Regions from separate parts of the Homo sapiens genome. Here all the other regions are linked to region 4. A link is a contact called in ENCODE Hi-C data. All regions are on one chromosome and are shown on one strand. Each heading gives the region's core, a stretch centred on a gene start or an enhancer-like site at or near the end of the contact. The rest is flanking DNA. Distances are from core to core; before and after follow the strand shown.

Region 1 (4,207 bases), core at 364-2,863, 2.1 Mb before region 4:
TCTTATAGCTCAAGCTAATGAAATAGCCCCCTACACCCAAGTCATTCTCTATCCACTTATCTTGCTTAACTTTGTCTTCACATCCTCTCTTCCTTCTGTCTCTTTCTAGTCTATGTTTACCTAAGTAGCATACTTTCCCCATTCTCTGTATATCATACATTCTCATGTTATATTATCTATTATACTACTTTGTATTATTGTTTTCTAATATTTTACTGTTTATTTTCTGTCTTCCCCACTATCATGTAAGCTCTATGAGAGCATGGGCTTTGTCTGATTTCCACACTGCTGTATCCCCAGGGCCCTGAACTGAGCCTGGCATACAGCAGGCCCTCAATACATATTTACAGAATGAACAAGCATCCTATATATCCAAGCCCCTTAACCAGAGGTTAGTATTGATGAAGTACTTATTATGTGCCAGTCTTTTCACATAGAAACACCTCACAATATCTCAGTGAGGTGAAACATGGCAATAATAAACACATTCTAGTGCTGAGTACATACTTACGAAGTGCCAGCTGCTGTTCTGACCATTTTTACTCATTTAATTACATGAGGCAGGTGGGGTGTCCTATTTTTTAGAAGGTGTCCTATTACTGTTCCCATCTTACAGACAAAGAAACTGAGGCACCAAGGGTTTATGCTACCAAGATCACACGGGTGGGTAACCGTCAGTGCTGCCTGATTTCACAGCGTCTGCTATTAATACAGCACAGCAGACCTGGTAGCCCTAAATTCAAATACCAGTTCCACCTCCACCATGTATTCAGTTATGTGAGCTAGGGCAATCCACTTAACATCTCTGTGCCTCAGTTTCCTCATCTGTAGGATGAGTATAATAATAGAGCCCACCTCGAAATGGGGTTTGTTTCGAGTATAAGATGAGCTAATGCATGTCAAGTGTTTAGAACACAGACGGGGCCCGGAGCGGTGGCTCATGCCTGTAATCCCAGCACCTTGGGAGGCCGAGGCGAGAGGATCGCTTGAGCCAGGAGTTCGAGACCAGCCTGGGCAACATAGCGAGATCTCGTCCCTATAAAAAAAAAAAAAAGAATGCAGACGGCAACGAGCAAGTGCCATATCGGTGTTTAGTATTATCGTTGTACTATACTGCTTCTAACGTGTTTTGAGCGCTGTCCACTTGAGGTGTGATTTCTGTCTGCAAAATAAAACCAATCCTGCCTCTGGCCCTGGAACGAAGATACCGAGAGACAAAGGAGGAACACAAGGTAGGCAAAATTCCCAAGTCTTCTAGGCTTTCGCCGGCCGCGCAGTCCTCTACTGCCTAAGAACGTCCTCTACAGCGCCCCATCTGCCGATCCCGGACTGACCCCTTCGGGGTTCCGTCCCCACTACCCCCCCCCCCCCCCCCGCCTCTCACCTTCTCATACAAGTTTTCGTCCTCGGGTTCTGGGTCCTCTTGCCACGGTGTGGTCGGTTCTGGGGGCCGCTTTCCCGCCACAGCGGACGGGGCGACCACAGTCCTGGAGAAGCTAGATTCCCAGCGGACGCGGGCGGCCGGGAGCCCTCGCGTCGCCGCTGCCGCCAAAAGACGGCGAGCGCTCAAACCAAACAGCCCAGCCGCCATGACAGATGGTGCTGCAGGGTCTCAGGGGCGGGGAAAGAAATGCGACTGTGCGCAGCTGCAGTGGGTGCGAGCGCGACAATCATCGCCCCGCCTCCGCCACGCTATATAGGTCCCAGATCTGATTTGGTTTTCCAATGAGGCGGGGCGTTGAGCAACCCTCTTTGCCTCCAGTTGTCGTGGCTTCGTGGGGCCAACCATTTTCGGCCAGGCTGAGAAATTTCTTATTGATGGGTCTGCTCATTTCCTGCATAGGAAGAAATCGGTGACATTTGGGTGGATACAGTTCCCAGCCAATCGCCCCGAGTTCCCTCGCCCACTGGGGAAAGAGGCAGAGCTTCCGCTAGTCTTTCATCTTCAAAGGAAATCAAGCTTCTAAAAAGCGGGCCCTGCCGAATTGGCTAATAGCTACTCCTTTTCTCCACTAGGGGAGCGTTCGCAAGGGGTGTGGGGAGGTGGCCAGCGCTTGCCAATCAGAGGAGGCCAGGGCTGTCCCCTAGCGGGCGGTGACCAATCGCCGGGGCCGGCCAGAGCGCGCTTCCTTAGTAGGTGGATGGTGGTCGGAGCGCCGACTCCCTTCTCGTCGTCGCCATTTTGAGCTGGTGACTGTGGCCGGCTGGGAGTAGGCGGCAGTGAGTTTCCCTGGGAGGGCAGCGCGCTTGGCGCTTCTCCCCTCCCCCCGATCTGCCTCCAGTCTCGGACTTGGTTGTTGCGCGCTCCGGCTCCGGCTGAGCTGGGAGAGTTGGAGGAGGTGGCGGCGGGCAGAGGTGATGTCTGGGAGCCCTTCCTTGACAGCCCGGGCCGAGAAGGTGAGCGTCGACGCTGGTCGTGGGGGCGGAGGTAAGGGGCCCGGGGCGGGGACGTAGAGGAGGCGCGAGGGCGGACTTCGGGTCGGGGGAGATGCGCGGAACGGAGGGGTTGGTGCAATGTCTCAACCCGGGAGGGTTTTTTTTTTTTTGGTTTTTTTTTTTTTTTTTTTTTTTTTTGGTGTGAGCAAAGGCGCGTGCGCGACTGGGACATGGGATGGGTGCATGCGGGTTGGGGGAAGGGAGGGACGGATGGGAGTGGGCTACTGTGGATCACTGTGTCGGCTACATCGAAGTTTATCAGTGGGGAAGCGGTTGTCTGCGACTTTGAGTTTGTGCATAGGAGAGGGGATGCTGCTCTGTGTTACTCTGGTGTTTATCGGTCCATGGGGAAATATTCTGTGGTTCTGGTCTCTATTCCTGGGGGATCGGAGGGGGGATGTGACTCTGGTCTTTACCCTTTGAGGGGGGGCGGTCTGTGACTCTGATCCTTATCCATGGGGCGGGGCTTGGGGGACGACTGTCTTTTGATTGACCCTAACCCACTTATTGGGTGGGAAGGGGCATGCAGGGAATGTGTGTGTGACTCATTGCCCCTTCTTTTGGGGAGTTTGTATCTGTGACACTGACGCTCATCCATGGAAAGGGGACCCACTGTGTAATTGTGGTCCTTACTGTGTGTTCCTTCTGTGATGTGGGCCCGTAGTTATTTGGGGCTCGTGTCTGTGACTGGCCCTTGGCTGTGGTGGATGTTACTGTGTGACTCTGGCCCCTTTGCCAGAGTCTCTTGAAGGTTTTTGTGCTCTCAGACGCCAGTGCCTCTGTGTGATTCTAACTCTTGCCCACCTGGGAGCAGGTAACTCGGGTTCCCTGTGGCTTGAGGAGGAAGAGAAAATTGGAGTGTGTTTGTCTGTGTATGTGTGTGCACGAGCATAGAGCAAAGGTGTGGCAGCAACCTAGTGTTGAGCAGGTGCTATTATTGCCTGGCTTTACCTGCTTCTTATTCAGAGGGTGGGGCCTGAAGATCTGGGATTCATCCTGACCTCTGGCTGGGTCACAGGGTTCTCAGGACTCCCTGAGTTCTCACCACAGCCCTGAGGGTTGGATGAAGTGGCTGCTGCTCCATCCCAATAGAAGAGCACAGTGGTTCAGAACAGCCTCCAAAAGGGCCCCTTTTGCCTCTGGAAACCGGGCTTGAGCCCTGGGGAGGGAACCACCTTAGGACCGGGCTGCACATAAGAGACAGGGCTCAGGGCTGAGCCAGTTGCTGTGTGAGGGCCAAGGCTGTGTTGGCCAGGAGCCCAGGGAGGTGGCAGCTGTCTCGTCGCCAAGTTCGCCCCTTCACACACCCCCCCAAGAGCCTTTCATGGTCTTTTGCTGCCTTATAGGGGACAGCCAGCAGCTTGTTGGGAGGATGAGATGGTCCCTTGGGGCCTGTGGAAGGAGCCTGGGGCCCCCATTGTTGTGAAGTCTTGTCTGATGTGCTGAATCTCAGGCAAGACTTTCAGCCCTGAGAGTCCCCTACCCCCACCCTGGGATGCAGCCCCAGGCTTGAATTTGTCTACCTGTCTTAGGTGGCAAAGCCCTGATCACACTGTGGGTGGCCCCGCCAGGTCTCTCTGCAAGATGCCCCCTGTCTGCTGAAGTCCTTGCTGTTTTCTAGGGCAGTGGGCTCTAGCCTTATGTTTGCGGGGAAAGGGAGGAGCAGGCCAAGTAGGGGCTACCTTCATACTGTGATGCACAGGAGTGCTGGGAGCTGGAAGACAATGTCCCTGGGCTAAGGGGCAGCGGAGAGCCTTGACAATAAGAGTTT
Region 2 (6,370 bases), core at 2,175-4,674, 2.0 Mb before region 4:
TCTCTCCTGCAGTCCCGTAGCTGGGGCCTCCTTCCTTCTCAGGGTCTCCCCAGCCCAGTCCCCTTGCTCCCATCCCACTCGGTGCTGTTGGGTAGGGGCCCTGCCAGGAACTGACCAGCTCAGCGAGGAGCCATAATGTGCATATGTGCACAAGCAGGGTTGGGGGAGGGGGGTGTGAGGGGTTGTGCCCAGGTGTTGCCCCCTATCTCCTGGGGAGGGTGAGGCAGGGCAGGGACAGTCTCCAGGGTCAGTCCCTGGATGGGTGGTTACCTCCCCTTCCTCCACCCTAAGCCCTGGGGCCCTGAAATGGGGTGGGAGGGCAGGGGTGGGAGCCCTCCTAGTGGGTTTGGGGGGTTGGGTTCCTGAATGCACCATAATCGCTGTATGAAATATTAAAAAGTCTAAAGTGAAAAGCCTGCTTGCAAATCCCTGTAGGGGTGGAGGGTGGCCGAGCTGGGGTGATTATTGGGACCTTGGAGAATTCATACCTCATCACCACTGTCTAGGAAAACACTGGGAGTGGGCCAGGGACACGTCACGACTATGAAAAAGGCATCTAAGGTATTGCATATGTAACAGTAGAACATGGAGTTGAAGCAGGTAGGGCAGGCTGAATGGTGTTGATGGGTTGAGAAGCAGAAAGGGGAGTTAGATTTGCCCAGGAATATGAGGAAGCCTGATAAGAGGGTGGAGGCAGGGAAGTGGAGAGACGATGTTTGAAAGACACTGGACGGCCCAATAGAACCATGGATGGGAAGATGAGGCAAAGGCCCAGTATGGCCATCTGACTAGGAAACCATGAAGAGGAGGGAATGTTCAGGACGGTAGGGGGTAGATTTTGGACCACTGAGTAGGTAGAGAAATCCTTTAATACATGGATCAAATTAAGCAGTGGGGCCATAGATGGACCTGGAAATTTCAATTATTAGTGTCCAGGAAGTAACAGAAACCATGGGCATGGGTGAGAGAGTTTGCAAGAGGCCAGGGATCAATGACACAACCTGGGGTTTGCCCTCAGATATGAGGATAATTGAAACTTATTTTCTTTGTCCTGTGAGTTCCAGCCCCAGTCCCACCATCTTGGGCAAAGCCAAGGATTGTTTTCTAAGCAGAAGAGGGGGTGAGCAGGGCCAGGCAAATACTGCAAGTAATGGCAACCCTAATTAAGTGGCTGTTTACTAAAGCCCAGTGGTGGGGGCCCATGAACTTCTAATCACTCTACTGTGTGTGTTTGTTTTTTGAGACAGAGTCTCTGTCGCCCAGGCTGGAATGTGGCGGCACAATCTTGGCTCACTGCAACCTTTGCCTCCTGGGTTCAAGCGATTTTCCTGCCTCAGCCTCCTGAGTAGCTGGGATTACAGGCGTGCACAACCACGCCCACCTAATTTTTTATTTTTAGTAAAGATGGGGTTTCACCATATTGACCAGGTTAGTCTCGAACTCCTGACCTCAAGTGATCCACCCACCTCGGCTTCCCAAAGTGCTGTGATTACAGGTGTGAGCCACCAAGCCCAGCCTCTACCGTGTCTTTCTAAGCACTTTAGTGATGTTTCAGCTTGCAGCCTCATGGTGCCATGATGACTGCCATGTCCCCAGAGATGGAAAAGCAAGCAGGGAAGACAGAACACCTTCCTTACCTGTCTGTGTTCTTTTAACGGCTGGAACTTCCACAAGCTCCTCAGCAGACTTCCTGTGCCATTTCTTGGCTAGAATCAGATGACATGGCCACTTCTGGCAGCAAGGGAGGATGGGAAAAGGAGGGCCTTGCAAAGGGGGACAGGATTGCCAGGCTGGATTTAAAAGGTCTAGAACTCACCCAACTGCTCTGGGAAGTGGTAGGGTCACTGGTGTGGGCAGAGGTTGGCCTCTGGAAGGTGGAAAAAAAAAAACGGTCTAGGGCTGGGAAAGGAGGTCTCTTGGATTTACCTGGCTGCCCAGATAAATGGGGAGGGGGAGTCTGCAGAGGGGCAATGGGGAGAATCAATTCAGAGAATCTGACAAGATTCAACTGGGCTTGAAGAGCAGCTATCTGCCATGTGTCTGACTCAACTCAAATGCCACTTTCTTTGGGGACCCTTAAGTGAAAGGCCTGCTCCCTTTCCTCACCCAGAGCTTACACAACTGAGTTTGTGACCCCTCATCTATGCCAGGTCTGGGCTGGGGGCTGGAATCACAGTAATAAAGACACAATCCCTGCCCCGCAGAGATTAACTGAAAATAGGTAAATTATGAAATTGTGAGGGGGAAGGGAGGTTCGAAATTAAAGTCATCATCAACGGGGCTGGCAGCCCCAGCAGAGGAAAGAATAGCATAGCCTAGAGCAGTGGTTCTCAACCAGAGACATTTTTCCCCCAAAGGACATTTGGTAATGTCTGGAGATACTTGGTTGTCCTGAGGGGTACTACTTGGTATCTAGTAGGTAGAGGCCAGGGATGCTGCTACATATCCTGCAATGCCCACAACAAAGAAATGACAGTGCTGAGGTTGAGAGACCCTGGCCTAGTCCAAGGGTTCTCAAACTTTGGGTCTCGGGATTCCTTTATGTTCTTAAAAGTTTAAGATATTCAAAAGAGTTTTTGCTTATGTCATATAGCCTCTGGATTCAGAAGCCTCTGGATAATCACACTGTACACCCCTGAGAGAATGAGAGTGAAAAAGTATTGTGAAAATAGTTTTCATTTTGTGAAACCCCAAGAGGATTTTTGGACCGGTAGACAGGCTGGGACCACTGGGACCACACGGTTGGAGAATGTTTGGCCTGGTGTTTAAGGTCACAGCTCTGAAACCAGATTTCTCAAGTCTAAACTGCAGCTCCACCACTAATTAGCTGAGGGACGTTTCTGGTACTCAGCGTCCCCATTGTTACCCATGGGTGACAAGGACAGTACCTGCTGCCTGAGGCTACTATTTTAGTCCAATAAAGCACTTAAACTGGGCGGACAGCTAGTTTAGTTATGATTGCTATGACTCCAACAAACATAGGGCCTGGGGCTAACTTGTCTTCAACACCTTGTCTAGTGAATAAATCTAGTTCAGGAAGAGAAACAACAGCCCGCAGGCCTCGGTGGGTCTCTGGAGGTGGAAACCTCTTTTGCATTGGGTTTTGATGGTACAATGAAGGGCATTCTGATCAGGCTAACAAAAACACTGCTCCCAGGGTAGGAGTCCTAGCCCACCTCGGGAACCTCAGCCTCCACTTTCCATGCCACCTGTGCCCTAAGTCTACAGGGCGTTAGGACCCCACAAGGCACTTTTGTCTTTCTTGGTTCCCACTGAAGATTTTACCCCACCTAGCCCTTCGACGCGTCTGTGCACGGGGCCATTTCCAATATGGCAGTAGCCCCGCGACTGTTTGGGGGGCTCTGCTTCCGTTTCCGGGACCAGAATCCGGAAGTGGCTGTTGAGGGGCGTCTTCCAATCTCGCACAGCTGCGTTGGCTGTAGAAGAGAACGGACGGCGATGGCGACGGTCGCAGCAAATCCAGCTGCTGCTGCGGCGGCTGTGGCGGCGGCAGCGGCGGTGACTGAGGATAGAGAGCCACAGCACGAGGAGCTGCCAGGCCTGGACAGCCAGTGGCGCCAGATAGAAAACGGCGAGAGTGGGCGAGAACGTCCACTGCGGGCCGGCGAAAGCTGGTGAGGCTGGGCTGCGGTGGAGCCTCGGCAGAGGGAACGGTGGGGGCATTGACAACCGCTGGGGATTCGGCGGCCGAGGGCCGCGGGAAAGCTGCTGCGGGGTGCGGGGGCGGGGGAGTGGCCGGCGGGACAGCGGGCTAAAGGGGCGGGGAAGTGCCTTTGAATGAATCGCAACGTCTGGAAAAGGGGCGGGGCCTGTGTGGTGCAGTCTGACGCCTGAGAACAAAATGGGGTTTGTTGTGATGAGACCAGTTTCGGTCCTGGAGGTGGGGCCGGGCCTGCGTAGTGAAACTGCGTAGGAACCTGGGAAGAAGGTGGGTTCTGCTACATAAGGCGGGGGCGCGGCCTGCGCTGCGTAATGCAACTTTTGGGGGCGAGGAGCGGTTTCCGATTGCTCCGGGGCGGCTGGGAACGAGGCGAGCTTTGTGACGTCAGCAGAAGAGCGGGATGGAGCCGAACGGTCCGAGGGAGGGAGCGGGGACCTCCGTGGGGGAGGGGGGAGGAGCCTGGAGCCTGGGAACGAGGTTAGGTTGGTGACGTGAGCTGAGGGGCGTGCTCTGAGGCCGAGGGACGACAGTGGAGGGGAGGTGGTGCCTATGAGGCAGAAAATGGCGCCTGCGAATAAGCAAAGTTTATGACGCGCCGTGGTTTTTGATTCTGGCGGAAGCCTTCCCGAGTCGAGAGAACGTGCAGGTGATTAGCACCGGAGGGGCCTTCCATGTTTAATTGGTTTTCTGTGTTGGTACTGTTTTGTTTTTAGAATCAAGAAAAAGTCGTTTTTTTAAAAAATAGAATTTTGATAAATCGGCTTGTTTTACTGATTTCTTGCTAAACAGTCCTTCTTGAAATTTACTGCTTCTGAGTTCATTTTATTTCTCGCCGAGTTGCATCTCGTTTTTTAATTGTGAAATACGTAAGACTTAAAAAGATTATATAAAACATTTACGCAGCCCAGATTGACGGACATCCTGTTAAAATAAACGGCCTACACTCTTCAAAAATGTCAGGATCATGAAAGACAAAGGCTGAAGAACTGTTCCAAATTGAAGGAATTAATGCAATTTAACGAGTCATGATAACTAAATGCAACATGTGATCCTCGATTGGATCCTGGAACAGAAAAAAAAATTATTTTAAAAATCAATTTTTTATCATAAGATTATTTTTGTCTCTTTTACTGTAAAAGGCAATGGAAACGTCGGTGAAATTTTATTAAAGTGGGTAGATACTAGTACTACTAATAATTGTGATCATTGTGGCTGTGAAAAATAATATCCTTGTTTATAGGAAATACTGAAAAATTTAGGGATAAGAACGCATCGTGTAAGCAGTTTATTCTCAAATGCCTGAAAAATTAGCATATATAAATTTATATATGGCGAGGGGAAATAAAATTGGGGAGATGTTGGTCAAAGGATACAACATTTCAGTTAGACAAGAAAAATAAGTTCAGATCTATTGTACAACTATAGTTAATAAATTCATTGTATACTTGAAAATTACTGAGAGAAGATTTTACATGTTCTACCACCCCCCAAAAAATAAGTATGTGACGTAATGGATGTGTTAATTGCCTTGACTTAGTCATTCCACAATGTATACATAAGTCAAAACTTCATGCTGTACACTCTAAATATATGCAATTTTTGTCCATTTTAAAATAAATAAAAATACCAAAAAATGCATGTAAAGAAACAACGATTGAGCAAATGAGTAAAATATTAGATTTGGAGAATCTGGATGAAGGACATATGGGGATTCTCTGTATTATTTTTGCCATTTTTCTCAATCTATTTCAAAGTTTAAAAATTAAATAATAAATAAAAACGTGTGAATTCACCATCCATGTTAAGATTCAGAACACTGTCTTAAGAAATCCTTCTGTGCCCCTCCCAGATGGAAATTCCCCTCCTTGCTCCATGGGAAACTGTTATCCTGAATTTTGAGTTAACAGTCTCTTCCTTTTCTTTAATGTTTTACCACAGCTGTATGCATCCCTAAGCGGTATGTATTGTCTAAGCTTTCACTTTATACATATATGGAATACATATATATAAAATTCTACTGGATGCATACTGTGAGCCCTTATCTTCGCATCGGGTAATACATGGTATCCACATGGCATCATTGGTGATGTTAACCTTGATCACTTGGTTATGGTAGTGTTGGCCAGCTTTCTCAACTGTAAAGGTACCATTTTCCTCTTTACATATGCAGTAATTATTTTTAAAACATGTATCATGTCCAGCCATTCCTCAAAATACTCTTAACAGCTTCCCATCTCTTGCAGCGTAGATGCTAAAATCCTTACAATGAATTGCAAGCCTTTATGAAGCTGGTCTCCTGCTTGCATTCTGATGTCTTCCCATATCTCTCCTCTGATTACGCACTCCCTCCCTGTCTCCATCCAGGCCGGCCATATTGGACTCTTGCTGTTCCTCAAACACATCTAACCTTAGGGCTTTTTCGAGTGAGGTTTACTCACTACAGAGTTCTTTAATAACCACACCAGTGAAATGTGTATCTCTGTTACTGGGGAGATGAGTTGAGATTTTCCAAATCGGGAATACAAACCCAAGCCGTGTTTTTCTGCCATTACGTCACACTTTTCCAGCAAGAAAAAGCCTCATTTCATCCTGAGAATAAACAAAATAACCACAGTGTTTTGTAACTCATTTGAAGATGTTCAAAAGGGCCTTGAGGCTTTGATCCTTGCCTCTTCCTACCTTTGTAGC
Region 3 (6,137 bases), core at 3,178-5,677, 3.0 Mb after region 4:
CTCTTTTTCTACCTTTCGTGGCTTTGAGCATTTTATATGATTTTATTTTCTCTCCTTTCCTAATATATCAGTTATACCTCTTTTTTGTAACTGTTTTTACTGGTTGCCAGAGAGTTTGCAATATGTACTTACAACTAATCTAAGTCCACTTTCAAATAACACTATACTGCTTCATGGGTAGTCTGAATACCTTGTAATAATAAAATATTCTAATTATTTCCTCTGGTCCCTTCTATAATAGCTATCACTCATTTCAGTTATACATAAGCACACATAAGCATATGTGCTTACACATAAGCATACATAACTGGATATACTGTTGCTATTATTATTTTGAACAAACTGTTATCTGTTCGACCAATTAATAAGGAAAATAAAGTTATTTTACCTTCACTATTTCTTCTCTGATGCTTTTCCCTTCTTTATATGTATCTTAGTTTGCAAACCTGAGAGAAATATGAGGGAACTTCAGTGATGCCTTGAAGCATCATAGTCCAAGCGTATTGTTTATTCTATGTGAAAAAAAGACAGTGGGAGTAAGGAAAAGGGGATACTAAAAAAGGCTAAAGAGAGACCTACTACTATGTTCAATTTGGAGGCAGAAAAGCTAGGATAATATTTGTGTTGGGGACCAAGGGAAATGTGTACATTATGTAATTTATATCCCTTAAATCTTTATTCATAGAGTTATTCACATTCATTTGGACTTCTTATCTGGAGATGGGGTGCTGCAGAGACTAGTACAAGGAATGAGTAAGCCCTTAGCTATGAAATCTGCAACAATGGGCTGTATTCCCTCCAACACTTACAGTTTTAGGAGATACTGGGACAATTTAGGCAGAAGCATTATGGTGTCAGTATTGACTTGTATGGCTTTAATATTACTTATTTACCCCATGTCTGCAGATGATGTGGACCAGAAAATATGGGGTACTGAAAAAAACAAATCAGAAAATTAAGGTTATTCTAGGGATAAGAGAGTTGGAAACAGTGCAGGATAGAAAAGGGAAGCCACCATAAGATGGTACATTGGGTCATCCCATTCAGGGAGATCAAGAAAAAATCTTTCAGATATGCACCTAATCATGACTCCTCATTGAGCCAAAACATCCTATCCTGATAGGTTGGACTGGGTGGAAAGACTGAGGAGAAAGGCAAGTTAAGATGTGAAGTTACCTAAAGAGGTGGGCAAAGGGGTAAAGAGAAAGAATATATTCAACTGGTAAGTCACACCACTGAAATCTCTTTATTACTTCAAGGTAAGTTGGAAAGAAATTGGGAGGAACTATTGGTGAAGACTGTGGCTCCAATGTCTATAAAAAAGTAGATGACCGTGATGGTTAATTTTATGTCAACTTAGCTAGGCCATAGAAACACTACTTTAGATGCTTCTATAATGATATTTTTAAAATGAGATTACAATAGACTGAATAAAGCAGATTACCTTGCATAATGTAGGTGGTGTGTTTCATCCAATCAGATGAAGATCTTAATAGAAAAAAGACTGATGTTACCCAAGGAAGAGGGAATTCTGCCAGGAGATAGCTTTCAGACACAAGCTGCAAGGTCAACCCTTGGGTCTCCAGGCTGCTGGCCTACCTGCAATTTTGGACTTGACAGCCTCACAATCATGTATCAGTTCCTTAAAATACACACACACACACACACACACACACACACACACACTTGTTCTGGTTCTCTGGAGAACCGTGATTAATACAATGGCCATTTACTAACAGAGTTCTTTCTCTTTGCTAAATCAAAAGCAATTGGAGACACTAAGGACAGATTCCTTGGGAATCATATTGTTTCCAATCGAGCAGCTTTTTGGGCTGCTTGTGTCCTGGTCAAAGCAATAAAATTGTAGGCATAGTAACATCCTCCTCCCAATATATGCAAGTATTCTTGCCTATCTGTTTTGTATTTGTGGAGGGTCTTTTGTTTCCCTCAAGTTAAGCTGTAGTGTTGCAAGTTTTTGCATGTAGTTTTATCTTTGTTTTTCAGGGTATCCTCAAAATGCTGGACTAATTGTTGTAACTCATGAATGGGTATTGTCTGCCAGCCTATTTTCTGCTTCTGAACAGCAGCTGATATTTCAGGCTTAGGGCTATTAACAAAAAAGGTGGTAATTTCAATGCTGATGTTAGCATTAATTCCCAACCCTGAGCATTCTTTAAAGTGATTTACAATAAAGATTCATTCCATCTCTGTCAATAGGGTTAGACTGTTCCCCAGTAACTGTGAGAGGGATAAACTTCAATATACCATTTAAAAGACCTTCTTGTATCTATAGGGCATCAAGGTTAGCCTAAATCCTCATTTATGGTAACCCATTTGGCCTTGTCACACCAGGTTCTAGCACCTCCAGGTTCTACTAAAAGGTGTGTTAACTAATGTAAATCTGGAAGCCATTTCAGTCAGCCTCTTAGTCAGTAGGAAATCCTCTCAGATTTTGCCAAGTAGTTGGCAGCCAACCGTAACTTAGGAAACTGAAATCACAAAGAATGGGGATAAAAATAAGTAACAGGACAGGTGGTTAGGGAGCCTTTTCAGCCTTCTATTAAGAATAGAGTGAAGTTACACAAAAAAAGATTGAGAAGACTACATAAAAGTAAAATTATCTATGCCTCTGAAAACTACACATTTAGGAAGCAAAAACCAGGAAAAGTATTTGCAATGTATGTGACAGAATGGAAGATCAGTATCTTGACATATAACTTACAATCATTAAGATAATTATCTTTAAAACATTGATAAATACTGGTTAGGGTATAAAAAAAACAAGAATTCTCACATAATGTCAGTGGCAATATAAATGGGTATTGTGTTTCTTGCAATGCACCAAGAGAGTTAAAAGCGATCATGCCTTTCAAACCAGTAAATCTATTTTTGGAAATCTATTATAAATAATCAGAGATGGTAAAAAATATATGTGTGCAAAAGTATTCTTTTCATTTAATGAAGGGATAAACTTTAAGAAATCTATCAATGTGCTTTCCTCCTACACATTTCCTTGACTGAATGGCCCTAAAAACTAGTAGTATGAATTTTCTACTAGAAGGCAGAAATGGGAAATTGAAGGAAAGGTGTCAGCTCTATGTAAATCTGAAGAGTACATTTTATCAAACTCGGTCTCATGGATTGCAAATCCTAATACACACATTGTTGTGAATACTGGAGATAACAACAACAATAATTATATGTCTACAATTGCCAGGAACTAAGAACCTGTTGTGCTATTTATGGTGACCACCATCCTCCATGAAGCACGTGCTATTATAACCTTCATTTTGCTCACGTGGAAACTGTGATACAGGAAGAAGCAGTAAATTGCCAAGGTTCTTGGGGTTCCTCAAAGAGGGCACTGGCGTTCAGATCACCGGTCTATCATACACAAGATTATACGCTGGTTTACAGAACGTTTTCCTGCCTCCAGTGCAAGAATGAAATAAAAGACAAACTGGGTAGAGTGTAAAACAGCCAGCAAAACTTTTTTCAAAATGGTAATAATTTAATGCTCACAATAAAGTGCTAAGTGGAAGGGTGAGGGGGAAGCCACGTTGTTTCATCCAGTATCATCCAAACATTATTTAAAAATACACCGTATTTACAAAGATAAACATCTGGAAGAAATAAGGTACTTGTTCATGTATTCAAAACTGTATGTTAAGAACACTCCTCTACACTCTTGTCAGTTTGCCGAAAAGGCAATGGTGAGCAAAAACAAAGCAGAACAATCACAGTTTCTGTTCTTAGAAAGGTTACATGATCACATTTACCAATGAGATAGGGGGTCAGGGGTTATTTTTGCTTTCCATTTCAGTTATTAAGTATTTTTTCGACGCTTCTAGACTGTGTATTGTTTTAGAATGGGAAATGAATAAAAATTTTCAAGCATTTTTCAAATGATTTTTAGGACACGGTAACTCACACTGAAAATCTGAGTTTAAAAAAGATGAACTAACGATGGAATATGAACTCGTGTTTAAAATGCACCTTTGGGAATGAAAAACTCTAAGGAAACAACAAATATTATCAGTGGTCATTGCTGGGTGATGGGACTGAGGGTAAGACTGGCTTTCTTTATTACACTGTATTTGTCCTCCAAATTTTCTACAGTGAGGTTGAGTCACTTCCATAATAAAAGAGTGCGTGCATTTATCAATATAAAACCAGGTCCACAAAGCCCAGTACAACCTGGGGACAGTGAATGACAAGACCATTGAGAGAAGTCAAAATACAAGTTACTAAGGAACCTAGGCATCATCTCAAGAGGAATGCCAATTTCAAAAGCAAAAAGATTTTGTTCATCAGCTCTGAGTTTTCTTAAGAGACACTACCCGCTCCGCTTCACCCCCTAAAAAACAGGCAGCCCCAGCAGCAGGACTTGGCAGGTTTAAGAACCAACCTCTTCTCTCAAAAAAGATTCCGCGGCATTTTTTTCAAGCAAGAAGGGCGGGGGGAGAGGCGAGTTGGGCGTATCCATGGAGCAATATTGCCACCTGCAGGCCACAAGAATGAAGCGCCACCAACCGCGGAAGAAAATTCATCCTTTCTACTGCTTCTCGGCAAAGAGCCGGTAGAGCTAACCTGAGGAAGCTACGCAGAATGAAGATGAGGACCAGAGAATAGACTAGTACCGGTCAGACAGGCCCCGACGAACCGGCCGTACAAGGCAGCCTCCCATAGTCCCGCCCTCGGAACCATAGCAACCCAGCAGGAAGTTCCTGCGCCACCGGAAAAAGCAGCTCTCGGGGCGGGGCTGGCCTAGGATTGACGGGCTCTGGGCCTGCGCATCGGAGTCCGGGGAGGTAGGCGCTAGTCTCCTCAGGGTCAGCCGCAGGACTCCTTCCCTGCTATTGAGAGTTGATGGCTCAGGCTCGCGACCGCTGAAGGCCAGGCTCTACTGCATGGCTGCACCAGCCGCCTCACGTTCGAGACCTGTGCCAATCCCATGGACACTCTCCCAGCCAGCCCCTGGACACGCTTCTCATGTGACGCACGCCCTGTCCTCCTCTCAGCCCTCACAGCACGGATCCTCCCCGGCGACCTCAGCGCCCCCGGGGCTGACCAGGCCGCGGCCGGCTCTCCTCCGTCTTGAGGGGGCCTCCTCCTCCCCACCTAAGTCTCCTCCGCGCGCGGTAATGCTCTGGGCCTCAGGAAAGACCGCGCCCCTTCACGATGTCTATTTCTTGCATCCCGCACTCTCATCATGGGCAGCACCCCATCCAGTCCTAACAGCTCCCTCTCTCCAATGTCCCAGCATCCACAGCCTTCAGCCTCAAGGAGGCCTGTCCACTGACCCCAACCGCGTTCCTCACCATTCACCTTCCTTACCCAGCTTACTCAAAGCTATTAACTCTCGCTCCTCAAACGCATCTCTTCATTTTCCTTCCTCCCTACTCGCCTGGCAACCCCCTGCCTTCCCCCGCCCCCCTGTAACCAAGTAGACAAACAATGTGCACCCTCCACAAGTGTACCTTCTCTCTCCTCTCCCTACAATAGCCCCCACAAGGACTAGCACCAACTCTTCTCATGATATTCCTTGATATTCCCCTGAAAAAACAGGAGCGATTGGAGAGAAACTCTCACCACTTCCCAACAGCAGTGGGCCTGCACTTGTAATCTCAGCTGCCCCACTGGAGGAAGTGACAGGATCCTACTTGAGGCCGGGCCTTCACCTGAATCCCATGCCCTCTACCTTCTCAAGGTAGAGACTTTTGTAGTGATTATCCCTTATTCCTGAATTGTCACATTCTTTCTTTATTCTGGATTCTTCTGTCATCTATAAACATGCTCTTGTTTCTGACATTTTATACAAAATGTAATAAAACAGAAATCAGTTCCTTATCCCATATTTCTCCAAGGTAATGACACATTTCCCTGATGCTCCAAGCAGCAAATCTGTCTTCCCTTGTTCTATAATCATTATCATTACAAACCTCTTCAATGCAGCTTCTACCTGCTCACCTCTCAACAGAAAAATGCTTTTGTTAAAGGCACCGATGGCCTTCATATTGCCTAACACTATGATCACGTCCTCATCCTTTTACACTATATGTCCAGATGCCTTCAGTACATCTGACACCTCCCTCCTTCTCAAAGCTACTCTCCTCCCTCCTTCTTTATTTCCCTCC
Region 4 (6,457 bases), core at 1,095-3,594:
TCTGACAAAGACTTGAAGGAGATGAGGGAGGGAGCCAGCTAGATATCTGAGGAACTCCAAAGGAAACAGCCAGGGCAAAGGTCCTGAGGTGGGAATGTACCTGATTTGTTCAAGGTCTACAAGGGGGCTGGTGTGGTTAGTGTGGAGAGAGCAAGAAGAGAAGCTGGAGGTGAGGTCAGAAAGGGGACTCGGAGGTTAGACCACGCAGGACCTTGTAGGCCATGGTAAGGACTTTGGCTTCAACGCTGAGTGAGGAGGAAGGCATGACAGGGTTGCAAGCAGAGGAGAAACACAAACCGTGTTAGGATTTAACAGGAAGCCCCTGAATGCTGAGTGTACAATGGGGTCTAGGGCCTGAATGTGGAAGCAGGGGACCAGCAAGGAGCTGGCTACTGCAGTAGTCTAGGTGACTGGTGATAGTGCTGGCAGTGGAGGTGGTGAGAAGAGGATGGATTTGGTAAATATTTTTAATAGACAGCCAAAAGGATTTGTTGAAGACTGAGAGTCTTGGAGCCAGATCGGGACAGACAATGCCCAAACCAGGTGGGCAGGAAGGAGTCCCTGGACTATTTGCCAGCTTGAACTTTTAGGTGAGAAAAAAATAAAGTTCTGTCTTGCTTAAGCCCCCATTATTTTATGATTTTTCTGTTACTTGCAGCTGAACATATTCATTTCTAACTCATGGACATCCTGAACATGGAGACCTGGGGAGAGGGGCTGCTGGAAGGATCACCTCCCTCCTAGGATGCTGTGAGGTTCTAATGAGATAACAGCATGCTCAGAACCTGGCACTCAGTAGGTGTTCAGTAAATCTTCCCAGGATGGAGAAGGAATGTATGAATGGATGTGTTCAGCGGACAAAAGCTGCAGTTGAGTTCCCACAGAAGGTGAGACCCCAAAGGGAGAGCGAAAGGAGTTTACTAGATGGAAGCAGCAGAAGGAACAGCACTCTTGGGAGAGGGAACAGTAGAAGCAGAGATGGGGGGACAGAAAGAAGGGAGGTGAGGCCCCTGTGGGGTGTGGAGTGTCAGGTTGGGCAAGAAGGACAGGGCTTTGATTGTGATTCCATTAGTCAGAAGCTACCCATATGCCCAATCAACTTCTGGTAGCACACAGTCAGGTCAGTGTTTGCTGAGCTGAAATTTAAAAAAGTGAATCCTTCAGAAAGTTAAATTTCCTATTCGGCCATTCATTCAACAATAGTATCAAGTCCTGGAGAGTGCTTGCGGCTAACAATCAGGGGCATTCTTGGCTTGTGGCACTGCTCAAGAAAAGGTTGTAGTTGGGCAGGGAGGACCCAGTAAGTAACTAACTGCAACAGGACAGTCATTTTCACTTTCCTAGTTCACACACCAAGGTGTGGTCTAGGCCTTCAGGGGCTCTGGGTATTCCTGGGGCAATGGGGAGTCACGGAGGGTTAGGGAGAGGGTAACCCCATCCCTGAGAAGCACATTTTTCCTAATGGCTGCCTGCGTTCTATGGTTCTGCTGTCCGGCCACCCAATACCTCAGACTCTGTCTACACAGCGTCCTCCTCTCCAGCCTCCTTATTGGCTACTCATGCCTCCCTTCACACCACCTACACTGCCCCCGTCGGCTCTGCTTTTTTCCCCATCTTGCCTCCAAGTCCTCCCTCCGTCCCGCTGCACTATCTAGCCTCGGCATTGGCTCATCCCATACTAGTACTGTCCTTTGAGGTCTCTACGCCTTCACCCTGGCTCCCTCATTGGCTATCCGCCAGCTCTCGTCCTCGCTCCCGCCTTCAGCCTCCACCTCCATTGGCTCGGCTCCCTACACACCCGCCTCTTGGTCTCCTTTTAGCCTTCGTATTGGCTAGCTCCACCTTGGCACCACCCCTTCGAAGCCGCAGTGCACGCTCACAAGCCTCCCCATTGGCTCGCTGCAGCCATTGTCGTCATCCCACGCGTGGCTCTCCATTGGCTGTTCTCTCTCTCTAGCTACCGTTCCACCGCCTACGCAACCCGCGGGATCTCCCACTTTTTGGGCCTCTGCGTTCGTTCCCGGCTGCCCTCATCGCCTGTAGCCATTCCACTTTTCCCACCGCCCACATGCCTCTCTCGCTCAGACTTCCGCATTAGCTGTCTGCTTCTGTTTTCTTCATCATGGATTTCGCACCACCCCCATTCCGGCCTCTCCATTGATTCCTCGATCATCCCGCCCCCTACACCGCCCACTCCCGGGCATCCCCATTGGCTGCGTGCTTCTCCGGCTCTCAATTCGCTGTACGTCATCCGTGCATGGCTGCCCATTGGCCCTCTGCAATACTTGTCTTCATCTCACCGCCTATGCCCCCGTGAGCCGTACCCCTCCGCGCTGGCCTTCCCATTGGCTGCCCGCCCCTTCAGGCCCTGCCCCCGCCGGTCCCGCCGCCGGTGCCGTCGGTGCCGCCGCCGCCGCCGATATGGCGCGTACGGCCCCTGTGGAGCCCCCGCTGCGGCATTCCGCGCCCCCCTCGCCGGCCGCGGGTGAGCCCCGCACCTCGGTCGAGGCGGCGGTGGCCCCGCGGAGGGTGCTGTTCGCCGACGAGGCCTTGGGGCTGCCGCTGGCGCAGTTGCGCCGCTACCGGCCGTGGGGCGGGCCCGGGGCGGGCAAGATGGCGGCGGCGGCCGGGCAAGATGGCGGCGGCGGCGGCGGGGCCGACGAGGACGACGATGGCGAGGATGGGGATGAAGGGGAGGAGGAAGAGGAGGCTTGCCCCGAGCCCTCACCGCTGTGCCCCGTCCCCGCTGGCGGGGGGTTTTACCTGGTCCCCACATTTTCGCTGCCGCCCGCGCCGGGCCGTCTGGAGCGCTTGGGGCGCGTCATGGTGGAGCTGGAGGCGCTGCTGCCGCCTCCCGGAGCGGTCCCCGGGGGTGCCGGGGTGTGGGTGCCTGGGGGCCGCCCGCCGGTGCTGCGCGGGTTGGTACGCGTGCTGAACCGCTCCTTCGAGAAGGCGGTGCACGTGCGGGCCTCACACGACGGCTGGGCTTCCTTTTGCGACCACCCAGCGCGCTACGTCCCGCGCAGCCCGCCGTGGGCAGGAGCGGGAGGAACAGGAGCAGGAGATCCCATCCTGGATCCGGGGCTCGGCCTGGGTCCCGGCCAGGCATCCGCCTCCTCGCCCGACGACGGCGGCCGCACCGACCGCTTTGCCTTCCAGCTGCCCTTTGCTGAGGGCGCGGGCGATGGGGCGCGCCTCGACTTCGTGGTGCGCTATGAGACCCCTGAGGGCACTTTCTGGGCCAACAACCACGGCCGCAACTACACAGTCCTGCTCCGGATCGCACCCGCTCCCACACCCACTGATGCCGAAGGGCTGCCCCAGCAGCAGCAGCTGCCGCAGCTGGAGCCACAGCCCGAGTGCCAGGGTCCCGTGGAGGCTGAGGCCAGGCAGCTGAAGAGCTGCATGAAGCCGGTGAGGCGCAGGTAATGTCAGCCAGCGCCACCTCCGCCAACGCAGGGCTGTGTCTGGGATGGAGGACAAGCATTCCGGCCCAGGAACCCCTCAGGCCTGCTCTCCAGGACAGGGAGGAGGGTGCATTGAGTCAGTCAGTCAAAGAGTGATGGAGGTCAAACACGTGCTAGGCACTGTTTTAACTGGGGTTTTATTCCTCCATTTATTGAGTTCCACTGTAAAGCCCTGAACAAGACAGACATCTACCCTACCCTCAAGGATTCATACAGGCTCCTATGGGAGACAGTTTGAAAAAACAAGCAAGCAAGCAGATAGGATAAATAGGGACAAAGTTAGCTGCTGAAGGGAGTAAGGGGATAGATTGGGAGGGAATGACTGTGTCAGACATGCTGTTAAAGGGAGGGCCTTTGAGGAGGTGAGTCCCGAATGATGATAAAGAAGAGTTATGCAGATACGGTGGGGAGGTGGGGGAGAGTTTGTAGGAAAAGGAACAGGGAGGACTTTTCTGAGGAGGTTTCATTTAAACTAAGTCCTGGATGATGAATAACAGTTATGTGCATATATGGAACAAGGGTGTTCTAGGTAGAGGAAACAGCAAGTGCAAAGGTCCTGGGGTGGAAATGAGCTTGGTGTGAATGATCAGCAGTGTGCTGGAGTGGAGAGAACTGCAATGACATAGTGTGGACCAAGGGCTTTGCCAGTGGGGGGTAGAGCAGATTCTCTTTCTGACAGAGCAGGAAACCAGGATTCCAGAGGTGGAGAAACTGGTTGAGGCAGTGATGGCACCTGGCTCTTCCAGTTCACCCATGCCTGACCTTGAAGCCTGTGCACTCTACTGTTAACGCTGTAATCTACTTTTGAGTCCTGTGGAGGCGAGGGGCTGAGCCCATGCTCTCACAAGAAAGCAGTGGCTCTAGCAGAGAGACAGAACCAGATGGGTACTGGACTTGAAGTTTTTGTCCCTTGTTTTTTTGCCACACCACCTGTGATCATTTAGGGACAGGGAGAAATAATCAGTTATACCCCAGGGGGCCCCAGAAGATTTCCCTAGGTTTCCTCTATCAAGCTATGAGTTCTTTAAGGGCAGCAGCTAGTCCTGATTCTTTTTGCGGTCACCTAAGTCTGGCCCAGGATCACTAGATTCTCCCTAAAATGTATACATTTCCCTGTTCCTGGGAGGACTGGGAATGGAAATGGGAAAATGCTTTTTGGACCTTGTATGTATACGCTTGGTCAGAAGCCCCTGGCTGCAGTAAGACATTTGTGGGTTCTGCTGGTTCTGGTAAGGCCTTAGGCTGTGAGTGGTTCAGAAAGGTCTAGCTCCGGTCTGGTGGGCAGATGTGCCTGGGTAACTGAGCAGGCAGGCAGGTACCCACTCACCCACCTGTGAGCCCCACCATAATCTGAGACTTCATTTAAAGGGGGCAGGCAGCATGGTTTTTCTTACAGCATTAAGAGTGTGGATTCTGGCATAGATTGCCTGGGTTCAAATCCTGGCGCTGCCACTTACTGGCCTTGTGACCTTGGCCAACGCATTTAACTACACCATGCCTCAGGACCCTCACCTGTAAAACAGAATTATAGCATCTACTTTACGGGATAAGAGTAAAGGTGCTCAGAACCGAGTCTGGCTCAAAGTAGTATCATACAGGTGTTAGCTAGTGTCAGTATTTAGGGAGCCACACCTACAGTTTCCTGGATTCCTCTCCTAAATTCGGCTCCGCCCATCAGCTGTGTGGCCTTGCCTCCGTTTCCTTCTCTGCTAAGGGAAATGACAGTCACTTTGCATGGTTGGATTGAATGCAGCAAACATGGGCAAGGTAACTGAAGCATGGTGGTAACTGCAAAAGATAACTGGCCAGCATTTACTGATTTCTGTGCTATGAACATCAGATCCATTCTCTCCGTGAGGCCTGCTGTGCATGCTGTGTTGTGTAGGTGCTATGATTATCCCCATTTAGTAGAGGGGAGACAGGTAGCTCAGAGAGATGAGCCAGCTTGCTCAAAGCCTCTCAGCTAGTGAGTGACAGGGCCAGGGAAGAAATGCTAGGGACATTTATTTTTTTCTATTTTTTTTTTTTAAACTGGTCCTCTAGAAAGCGTGGCATGATTCAGGGCAAATTCTGGATTTCACTCTTGGTGTTCCCAGCATGTCGTGCTTTCCTTTTACCTTTTTTTTTTTTTTTGCTTTATCGAGGTATACCTACATAAAGTGTACTGATATTCTGTGTATAGCCCAGTGGATTTGTACATATGTATGCACTTGTGTAGCCACCACCCAGATGAAGATACTGAGCAGGTCCAGTACCCCAGAGCTACCTTCATTTCTATCACTTTCCCAAGCTGTCATCCCCGCCGGCTGTCATGGGAACCCTGTCTGTAAGATGCGACAGTTTGGGTAAAGGAGTTTGGTCATTTTAAAGAGTGTGAAAGGCAGAGAACAGAGAAATCAAAACCTTGCAGGGCCAAGGTGGGTGGAGAGGGTGTTTTTCTTTTAACATACATGGGCGGTTTTAAGGAGAAATTGAAGCAGCCTGTTCAGACAATTGTTTTGGTATCTGGCCCCAGGTCTGTGGTTCCTAACATGACTTGTGATATTATTTTAAGTGGGCAGATGGCTTTTTGATAGCTTCTTTATCTTTCGATCTCAGCTCTTGCAAAGGGGAGGTTGGTGCTCATTGCAAGATCAGCGATAAGGGTTTCTTTGTAGGTCGGTGGCTTTCTTGGTGAGTACATTTCAACATATTATTGTTTTAGAACCTGTGTGCTGCCAGTGACTTGCAGCACTGTTGAAGACTAGCCACCCTTTGTGACCTAGCCCTCTTGGGAAATGGCGGAGGATCTCAGGGTATATCCCTTACCTGTGGGAGCCCTATCAGAGGGCTTCCTGTTGAGGAAATGTTGGCTGTAGGCCCTCTGTGCACTGAGCACAGCCACATCAGGTGAGGGCATGGGAGAAGTCCGTGGTAGCCATCAGGATAGAGTTCAGAAACCCAAATGGCTGCTTTCCCTGGGTTGCTGGACCAGGCATTTGGTAACTCTA

Evidence for each region. A loop is a pair of places that touch in the nucleus more often than their neighbours do. Pooled maps may share reads with other maps.
Region 1: a loop to region 4 is called in a pooled map, with 12 times the contacts of the local background. The contact joins the promoter of NDUFB11 here to the promoter of PPP1R3F in region 4. A Hi-C loop is called at or near these places in 8 of 50 pooled maps.
Region 2: a loop to region 4 is called in a map of gastrocnemius medialis, with 14 times the contacts of the local background. The contact joins the promoter of USP11 here to the promoter of PPP1R3F in region 4. A Hi-C loop is called at or near these places in 1 of 168 maps with a recorded cell type or tissue (gastrocnemius medialis), 1 of 37 single-sample maps with no recorded cell type and 7 of 50 pooled maps.
Region 3: a map of B cell shows a loop between it and region 4 (21-fold over the local background). The contact joins the enhancer-like site here to the promoter of PPP1R3F in region 4. A Hi-C loop is called at or near these places in 2 of 168 maps with a recorded cell type or tissue (B cell and heart right ventricle) and 8 of 50 pooled maps.

The regions. Positions count from the first base shown.
Region 1 is chrX:47,143,089-47,147,295 of GRCh38, forward strand. It overlaps NDUFB11 (NADH:ubiquinone oxidoreductase subunit B11), which reads right to left and starts at 1,614. Exons shown (of 3, transcript NM_001135998.3): 1 at 1,385-1,614. The coding sequence starts at 1,591. It overlaps RBM10 (RNA binding motif protein 10), which reads left to right and starts at 2,133. Exons shown (of 24, transcript NM_005676.5): 1 at 2,133-2,397. RefSeq lists an enhancer at 2,157-2,426.
Region 2 is chrX:47,229,585-47,235,954 of GRCh38, forward strand. It overlaps USP11 (ubiquitin specific peptidase 11), which reads left to right and starts at 3,425. Exons shown (of 21, transcript NM_001371072.1): 1 at 3,425-3,635. The coding sequence starts at 3,460. It overlaps CDK16 (cyclin dependent kinase 16), which reads left to right. Exons shown (of 16, transcript NM_006201.5): 16 at 1-413. RefSeq lists a cis regulatory region at 3,080-4,302 and enhancers at 3,305-3,354, 3,780-4,363.
Region 3 is chrX:52,257,149-52,263,285 of GRCh38, forward strand. All of the region lies in intron 1 of LOC105377209 (a long non-coding RNA gene), which reads right to left. Among named protein-coding and RNA genes, the nearest start is that of SNORA11D, 70 kb to the left of the region's middle. RefSeq lists enhancers at 4,356-4,715, 4,528-5,029, 5,030-5,529 and a silencer at 4,402-4,660. Within about 2 kb of position 4,428, at least 38 of the 41 ENCODE cell types and tissues checked have a DNase peak (open chromatin) inside an H3K27ac peak, as active enhancers do; they include B cell and heart right ventricle, where a contact is called at or near this core.
Region 4 is chrX:49,267,449-49,273,905 of GRCh38, forward strand. It overlaps PPP1R3F (protein phosphatase 1 regulatory subunit 3F), which reads left to right and starts at 2,345. Exons shown (of 4, transcript NM_033215.5): 1 at 2,345-3,425. The coding sequence starts at 2,422. RefSeq lists enhancers at 1,434-1,933, 1,631-1,680 and a silencer at 2,381-2,620.